2 separate regions of the Homo sapiens genome follow, and region 2 is linked to region 1. A link is an interaction called in ENCODE POLR2A ChIA-PET data of the cell type or tissue named here. Cell type or tissue: PC-9. All regions are shown on one strand.

The links. Peaks named below come from ENCODE experiments on the same cell type or tissue, not always from the same donor. Only the 100,000 strongest peaks of a DNase experiment are listed, where the experiment ranks them.
Region 2: POLR2A ChIA-PET joins it to region 1 with 5 read pairs; 1 of 35 experiments calls an interaction of 5 or more read pairs at or near these places.

The regions. Positions count from the first base shown.
Region 1 is chr20:34,943,952-34,947,951 of GRCh38, forward strand. It overlaps GSS (glutathione synthetase), which reads right to left. Exons shown (of 13, transcript NM_000178.4): 3 at 2,002-2,147. Among named protein-coding and RNA genes, the nearest start is that of GSS, 9.9 kb to the right of the region's middle. In PC-9, no CTCF peak of the experiment used is centred here; DNase peaks (open chromatin) are centred at 60, 420 and 1,840; H3K27ac peaks cover 3,588 bases.
Region 2 is chr20:35,514,813-35,518,812 of GRCh38, forward strand. CEP250 (centrosomal protein 250) reads left to right here. Exons shown (of 35, transcript NM_007186.6): 35 at 1-4,000. Among named protein-coding and RNA genes, the nearest start is that of C20orf173, 13 kb to the right of the region's middle. In PC-9, no CTCF peak of the experiment used is centred here; DNase peaks (open chromatin) are centred at 1,249 and 1,649; H3K27ac peaks cover 2,676 bases.

The DNA.
Region 1 (4,000 bases):
AGATTCAGGGTGGATTCTGCACACCTGCTCAAGCCTGAATCACCTTGTTACAGAAACGTCACAGCAGACCAGTGGGGGGAAGCCAAGTAGCCCAGGCCTGCCCTGAAGTTCCTCTGCTCCTCAGCCAGCTCTCTCCCAAGGGTGAGCTCTCTCATGCCAGCCCTTGGTTAGGAGGAGAGTCCCAGCTGGGCTTCAGCCTCCAAGGAAGTTGAGACACACTTTCCTTTTTCTGAAGAGGTGCTCCCCTTCATGTTTTGTAGGGGGCTCTTCTCCCTTAGGAACTAGGGTTTATATGTGTATGAGAGGAGAGAGGAACAGAGAAGGCAGGGGTTGCAAAGATGAGCTGCAAGTCTCCTTCATAATTGCATCATTAGGGTTATAAGCCAGGCTGCTCATGTTTCCCACAATCCAGGATTGCAGGTACAAAGCTGGGCCCATTCCAAGAAACAGCTCAGGGGCAAGGTGGTGGGCAGATTCATACATTCATGACTCATTGGGTTTTTGGCTACAAGTCAATGGTTTCCAAGCTTCTTACCATTATGACCCCTTCTCATATTCACCCACACATTTTTAAAAGATTTTGTCTCCAACAAAAGTCTAATTTCTGTTGAAAAATTAATCAAAGACATGCAATTACAGGTTGGATATCCCTTATCCGAAATGCTTGGGACCAGAAGTCTTTCGGATTTTGGAAGATTTGCATATACGTAATGAGACATCTTGGGGATGGGACTCAAGTCTAAACACAAAATTCATTTGTTTCATATACACCTTATACTCATAGCCTGAAGATTATTTTATACAATATTTTAATTAATTTTGTGCATGAAACAAACTTTTGACTGTGTTTTGACTGCACCTGTCACATGACATCAGGCGTGGCGTTTTCCACTGGTAGAGTCATGTGGTGTTCAACAAGTTTTGAATTTTGGAGCATTTCAGCTTTTGGATTTTTGGATTAGGGATGCTCAACCTGTACAGTATATACACATCTAGCATGTATATGTAAATACATAATATTTCTAGATATTTAATTCTACAATGAATATATATACATATATATATGTATTATTATTTCTTTTTTTTTGAGATGGAGTCTCGCTCTGTCGCCCAGGCTGGAGTACAGTGTCGTGATCTTGGCTTACTGCAGCCTCTGCCTCCTGGGTTCAAGCGATTCTCCTGCCTCAGCCTCCCAAGTAGCTGGGATTATAGGCACCCGCCACCACACCCAGCTAATTTTTTTATATTTTTAGTAGAGACGGGGTTTCACCATGTTGGCCAGGCTGGTCTCAAACTCCTGACCTTAAGTGATCCACCCACCTCGGCCTCCCAAAGTGCTGGGATTACAGGCCTGAGCCACCGCGCCCAGCCTATATATATTTAATTCTAAAATAAATAAAGAAATTTTAAGAAATTGCCCCAGAATCTGAAGAAAAAAAAAAAAAGATCAAGGGAAAGAGACAGAGAAGGGCGGATGGGCTGAACCATTTCAGAGGTTGCTTCCTCATGCCCTGAGTGTGGCCCAGTCTGTACCCCATCCCATCCAAAGATGAGAGGCCTGAGGTGACAAGAAAGTGTCGCTGCTTAGGAGAAGTAGAAAATCTGACTTTAACCCAATAACCTTCCCTACCTCTGTTTTCCTCCAAAACCAGGCTGACTTCCCCTAATTCCAAATGGAAATATCAGTCTTCAAAGTAGGGTGTCACGGATTACAGAATGTCAACAATAAAGGGATCTTGGATTTAAGCCAGTCTCTTCATTTTTCAGATGAAGAAACCTTAGGCCCAGAGAAGGAAAGGGAGTGGCTTGAGGCCATATAAATAACTGGTCGAGCCAGGATTAGAAGCCAGCTTTCCTGACTCCTATGACTTTTTGTTCTTTGGAGGTACCTTTCCTCTATCCCACCAAGTCAGCTGACACAGTAACACCTCACGGCTCTGCAATCTTCCAGTTCCTTGGCTCTGGCAGCTCCTGGCCCCCCAATGCTTCACTGTCCCCTACCTGGAAAGAGTTTGCTCCAGGAAGGCAGCGTTCTGGCTGACAGCATCCACTAGCAGGTTGAAGTCCATCTGCACAGCATAGGCTTGCTCCAGCAGGGCACTGGGGACCAGTGAGGGGAAGAGCGTGAATGGGGCATAGCTCACCACCTGTGATCAAGAAGAGAGAATGGGACAGGGGTAGGGCACCTGTGAACGGGTTGTCTTCCTGCAAATGGAATCCCATGGAAAGTCTGGCCTATATTTACTGAGGACACACCAACTGTAGATTAGTGGTTACCTTGGGAGAGTGGAAGGGGGAGAGTGGAACCCAGAGAGCTTCCAGATTCTGTGATAGTTTATCTCTACGTATTGAAGAGAGAGAAGCAAAAAAGCAAAATGCAAATAACAAAAAGAAACCCACAAGTTATTGAGCACTTACTATGTGCAAGGTACTATTTTAAATACTTTACATAGATTCATCATTCAGCCCTGTGAGGAAGATACTATTATTATCCACACTTAACAGAGACGGGACCTGAGAAAGAGAGGTTAACAGATCCAAAATTATATTCAGCTAGGAACTGGTGCTGGGATTTGAACCAGAACAGTTAACAGATCCAAAATTATATTCAGCTAGTAACGGGGTGCTGGGATTTGAACCAGGATGGTTACTAAACACAACACACACATACATACATGGAAGCCTGCTCCTTGCTGGTTGATGTTCAAGCCCAGGCCCTTCCATGCATCAGGAGCTCACACTCCAGTTTCCTTGCCTTTTGATTTTGATTTGGTTACTGGGTAGGACAAGTGAACTCTGGTTCCCTTAGTAGAAGCCAGGAGTGTTTTTTCCACCAATGTTAGTGATGGTGACTCAGGTTAACAGGCCTAGAGTTCAGCTGCATTCCGCATTCTTTGGACTTTATCATAGACGAGAAACCCAAATACCATCAAGGACACTGATTCTAGAAGGGAAAAGTGCATTCTGAGATCCCTGCCAACAACTGAACTAGAACTTGGGTAAGAGATGAAAAGAAAATCTTGTGACTTGTATTATAAAGCATTCCTGAGTTTAACCTTTGAGTTAATATCAGTTTGTCATTATGGTGGTATAAGTTTACGGTGTTAGAACTTGGTATTTAGATATTTATTTTTAAAGTACTATTTTTTTTTTTGAGGTAGAGTCTCACTCTGTTGCCCAGGCTGGAGTGCAGTGGTACAATCTCGGCTCACTGCAACCTCCATCTCCTGGGTTCAAGCAATTCTCCTGCCTCAGCCTCCCAAGTAGCTGAGACTACAGGTGTGTGCCACCACACCCAGGTAATTTTTGTATTTTTAGTAGAGATGGGGTTTCACTGTGTTGTCCAGGCTGGTCTCAAACACCTGGCCTCAAGTGATCTGCCTGCCTCAGCCTCCCAAAGTGTTGGGATTACAGGCATGAGCCACCATGCCCAGCCAAAATATTATTATTTTTTTAACAGGTAATACAAATACATGATACAAAATTCAAAAGAGACATAAGAATATATAGTGAGAAGTATGTCTCACTCTCATTCCAGTCTCCTGGGGAAAAGACTGGGCCCCAGCCACCCAGTTCTCCTCCCCAGAGGCAAATGACAGACTAGTGTCTCACACATCCTTCCAGTCATCTTTGTATTGATATATATGTATACACATATATTTTCTCTTTTTTTCACCCCCATAGCAAACTATACTACATTGTGCTTTTTAAATATTTCCTTATATGTTCAAATAGAGCATTTTCATTATTTTTAATTGCTGTATATTATTCTACTCTTAGGATATACCATAATTTATTGAATCTAGTATATAGGTGGTTTCTTTATTTTCCTATTACCATTAATGTTTCAATGGGTATCCTAGAATATACATTCTAGATATTTTCATATATGAGAAAGTCCATACATTCTAAATTTCTAAAAGTAAAAATATCAAGTAATTCAGGTAAATCTATTTTAAATTTTGGTAGATAATTTCTAAATTACCCTTCTCAGCATCTT
Region 2 (4,000 bases), 570 kb after region 1:
GCAGTCCACACTAGGTCTGGAGGCTTCGACACCCACAGCATGTGGGTGTTCTCATGCAGGCCATGAGTATTCGGGGTGCTTTAAGTGCAGGGGAGTTCTGTTGTCCACGTTATTCTTAAAGCCCAGAATAGGCCCTGTTTTATTCTACAGAGATAGGAAGGCACTGGGGCTCACAGAGTGGTGCTGCTTCCCACCCTCACCCTTCTGCCCCCACCTGAGCACAGTGTGGTGCTCAGTGATGGTTATCCTATATTCCAAATACGCATGGCCCAGGACTGGCAGAGTCGGAGCTCGGGGTCTAGCTGTGACCTGGGGATCGGTTGGAGTAGCTTCTTGACCAGCCGGAATTGGGTTAGGTGTCCTAGCATTGGTGCCTATGGAGAAGAACACAGACTGTTTATCACTCACCCCTGGTTCCAGTACCAAGGAAAGGCTGGAGCCATTGCAACTGGAGGCCCAGCGGAGGAAGGGATCAAGAAGAGGATGCAGCCCAGAGCCCAGGACCGAGCATCCACCGGCCTCTGGAGATGGCGTGGTCTCCAGTTGCATCGGGGCTTCAGGGCCCATCTGAAGTGCTGATCAAACCAGGCAGACACACCATGCTGGTGAAGGCAGGCTTTGTAGATGCGGGGCTGAATTGAGCAGCCACAGAACCTCTGCAGCTCTGGGGCCAGTGGCAGAACTTCTAGAAGTACCTGTGGGGTGGGAAACCCCAGCCACAAAAGCAGTGAGCTGACTTCCAGGCCTGAGGCTTTGCCTGCAGGCCTCATCTCAGCCCATGGGACAGATTCCTGGTTTTTTTAGTTTGGCCTTGGGGTAGATGATACCTTCAGCTGTCCACCCTGCAATACCTCACCTCCTGCCTTCTGACCCAGTACTCTGCAGAGCGGGGGAATGGGGCCAGGGGACAGGGGCAGGGAAGAGGAAGAAGCAAGAGCTGCCAGTGTGCTCCAAACCAAGAGAGCCCTCCACATGATTCTGGGCACAGCTGAGGAGGAGTGCAAGCTCAACTCTGCTCACCACACTTAAGAAGCAGGCAAGGGAGGATGAAGGGCAAAAACATGGGGTCCTGAGGCCCTTTTACTCCCTCTACCCTGCTGGAGGTGAGGATGAGAGGTGAGACTTCGTTGGACTGTGCTCCTGGCCAGTTGATCTCACCCAACTCATTACATCAGTAGCCTGGTCACAGGGTGGACACTCTGACCTCTTCTTAGCCTTTCATTGGCAATACTACCAGCTCTATATATGCCCTTATAGGGCCTGAACCTTGGCTCAGGTGGATGGGCTTGGAGGTAAAATAATTGAATGGGTCAGGGGTAGGAGGAGAGATGAGTCTCTGCCAAGGCTGTGTGATGTGTCATCTGAGAGAGTGGGTAACCCCTATTCCCAGCACATGGCCATTTATTTAGAGCCAGGGAGGGGGACGAGAATTCATATTCAAATGTGATTCTTTCTTAATTACTACCAGTTGTTCAGGTGAGGGAATCAGGGAAGGCCAGATTAATAATCCACACATTGCCCTTGCACCTCCTGTCTTGGTTTCCTATCAAAACCTCTCCCGTATCTATGAACATTCCAGCCCTGCAGGTCAGATTGCTGGCCAGGAGTAGTCTCACATTCTAGCTGACTGATGGCCTCGGCTTCTGCTGTTGTATGTGGTTTGATGATTCATGCTGGAGCCTTTGGCTATAACTCTCTTCCCTGTATAAGGGCCATCTGAAGTTTGTCTGCCTGACTCCATTACCTGGTGAATGAGATTGGCTAGCTGCTGCTCCTGCCCCAGCTATTCAGTCATTTGGCAAATACTCATTTAAACAAAGCTCCACAGGGATCTCTGAGAAGGAGCTCACCTCTAGGCACACAGAACCTGGACACAGATGAAAGTTTGCAGAATGACCCAGTTGTGCAGAAGAGACCCACTGGCTGCTCTCAGTGAGGCCAGGGAGAGTCAAACAGAGCATCTTGGACAAAGAGAGGGCTTGAAGGCCCTTTCAAAGTGTCAAGCCAGTTGGATGCACGGGTTGTGTGGAGTCCAGGGGTACATCCAGAAGCAATGGCAGGTGTTATCCATTCATTCAGGTTAGACCTCTGAGCAGACGGCAGAAACGTCAGCCACAGGTGAGCATAAGCTCAAACCCCCCCATTGAAGGCTACATTCTTGTCCCACAGGGCAGAGCACATGGCAAGTGGCATGCTGACTCAGACACCGGGCACTGAGAAAAGTGGGAAGCCATGGTCACAGACTCTACATTCCCCTCTCCTGTTGGCCTCCATCCCTTCCTCAACCGTCCGCAGAACACCTCCTTCCAGCACCTTAGCTCCTGCCTCCCTCTGGACCTATTCAGTCCTCAAGGGTGCCCTGCTAAAGGCTGGGCTGAAAGCTAAGAGGAGAGGTGGCATTCAATGTGTCCTGTGTCCTCCCTGGGGTTGATTAAGGGGTCGATGCCCAATAGAGTCCTTCATCTTGGTGTTCAGCCCAGGGTCCAGCTGCCAAGGGAAGGCTTGGCAATCAAGGGTGATGGAGATAAGAATGAAAAGGGGCACCACCCTGTGCCAAAGCTGGCATGTTGTATATCTGAGAGAGGAGCTGCCTATTCACAGTGTAGGGTTGTCAAGCTGGAGGCAGGGAGAGAAAAGCAAGAGCTTTTTGGTTCCTCTTGAGGATAGAATCTATAGGAAAATGTAAGAGGGTTAAAAATAAATTTCCCATGCATCCAAACTTTTTTCTTTGGTAGACTTTCTTGTCATCTATTTAAAATGAAACAAGTGCATGTACGTGGTTAAGACATTTTAGCTAGGAATGATGGTGCGTGCCTGTAGTCCCAGCTACTTGGGAGGCTGAGGCAGGAGGATCGCTTGAACCTGGAAGGTCAAGGCTGCAGTGAGCCGAGATCATACCACTGCACTCCAGCCTGAGTGATAAAAGTGAGACCCTGTCTCAAAAAAAAAAAAAAAATTAAAGAAGTTAAACAGTGCCGGGCTTGGGGGCTCACGCCTGTAATCCCAGCACTTTGGGAGGCCCAGGCAGGCAGATTGCTTGGGCTCAGGAATTCAAGACCATCCTAAGCGAAAAAATATAAAAATTAGCTCAGTGTGATGATGTGCCTGTAGTCCCAGCTACTCGGGAGGCTGAGGTGGGAGGATCACCTGAGCCCAGGGAGGTCAAGGTTGCAGTGAACCATGATCATGTCACTGCACTCACTCCAGCCTGGGCAACAGAGCAAGACTGTCTCAAAAAAAAAAAAAAAGGAAATTAAATAAAAAGAAGATAGCAGTTTCCCACCTCATTCTTCTCAAACTCCTCTTCAGAGGCAGCGGGTTTTGTTTTTTTTTTAACTATGTTTTTCTACTGGCTCACTTTATTCCTCTAAAATAGTAACTTGTCTATGTGGTGCCATAACGGGTCCAGTATCTGGACACGAGGCCGCACTACCTACACCTTTGGGGATTCTCGGATCCTGACTCTGAGCTACCTCATTCCTAGACACCTGGTGCACCACAATGTGTCAGGGATGTCGGTTTATGTGGGATATTTGCATTTTGTTAGGTTGTGTGTGGTAGTTGAGCAGCCAAGGGGGTAGCATGCGGTGGATATTTGTTTTAGATACACAGTAACTGGAAACTCATTTACTGAGGCTATTTGGTTACCCTGAACTACTGTTTCTACCAAAAAGGCAGGATAAATGCTCCCTCAACACACACCTTTAATTACCAATTTTCAGAGTAAGGGGTTGAGGTAATAGCCACCGCCAGTTTTCCCTTTCTCTTTGAGTATCATTATGAGCTCAAAGTTTTTTATATATTCACTATGATTCAATCATGACAGTTGCTATTTTTGATGCTCAAATTGCCGCAAATCTAATGTCCAAGTGTTCTTGTACTTGTCTAGGCCTAGAATCTTTTAGTGAAGAAAAAGTATTTAGAAGACAAAAATCAGGCTGAGTGCAGTGGCTCACGCCTGTAATCCTAGCACTTGTGGGAGGCTGAGGCAGGCGGATTG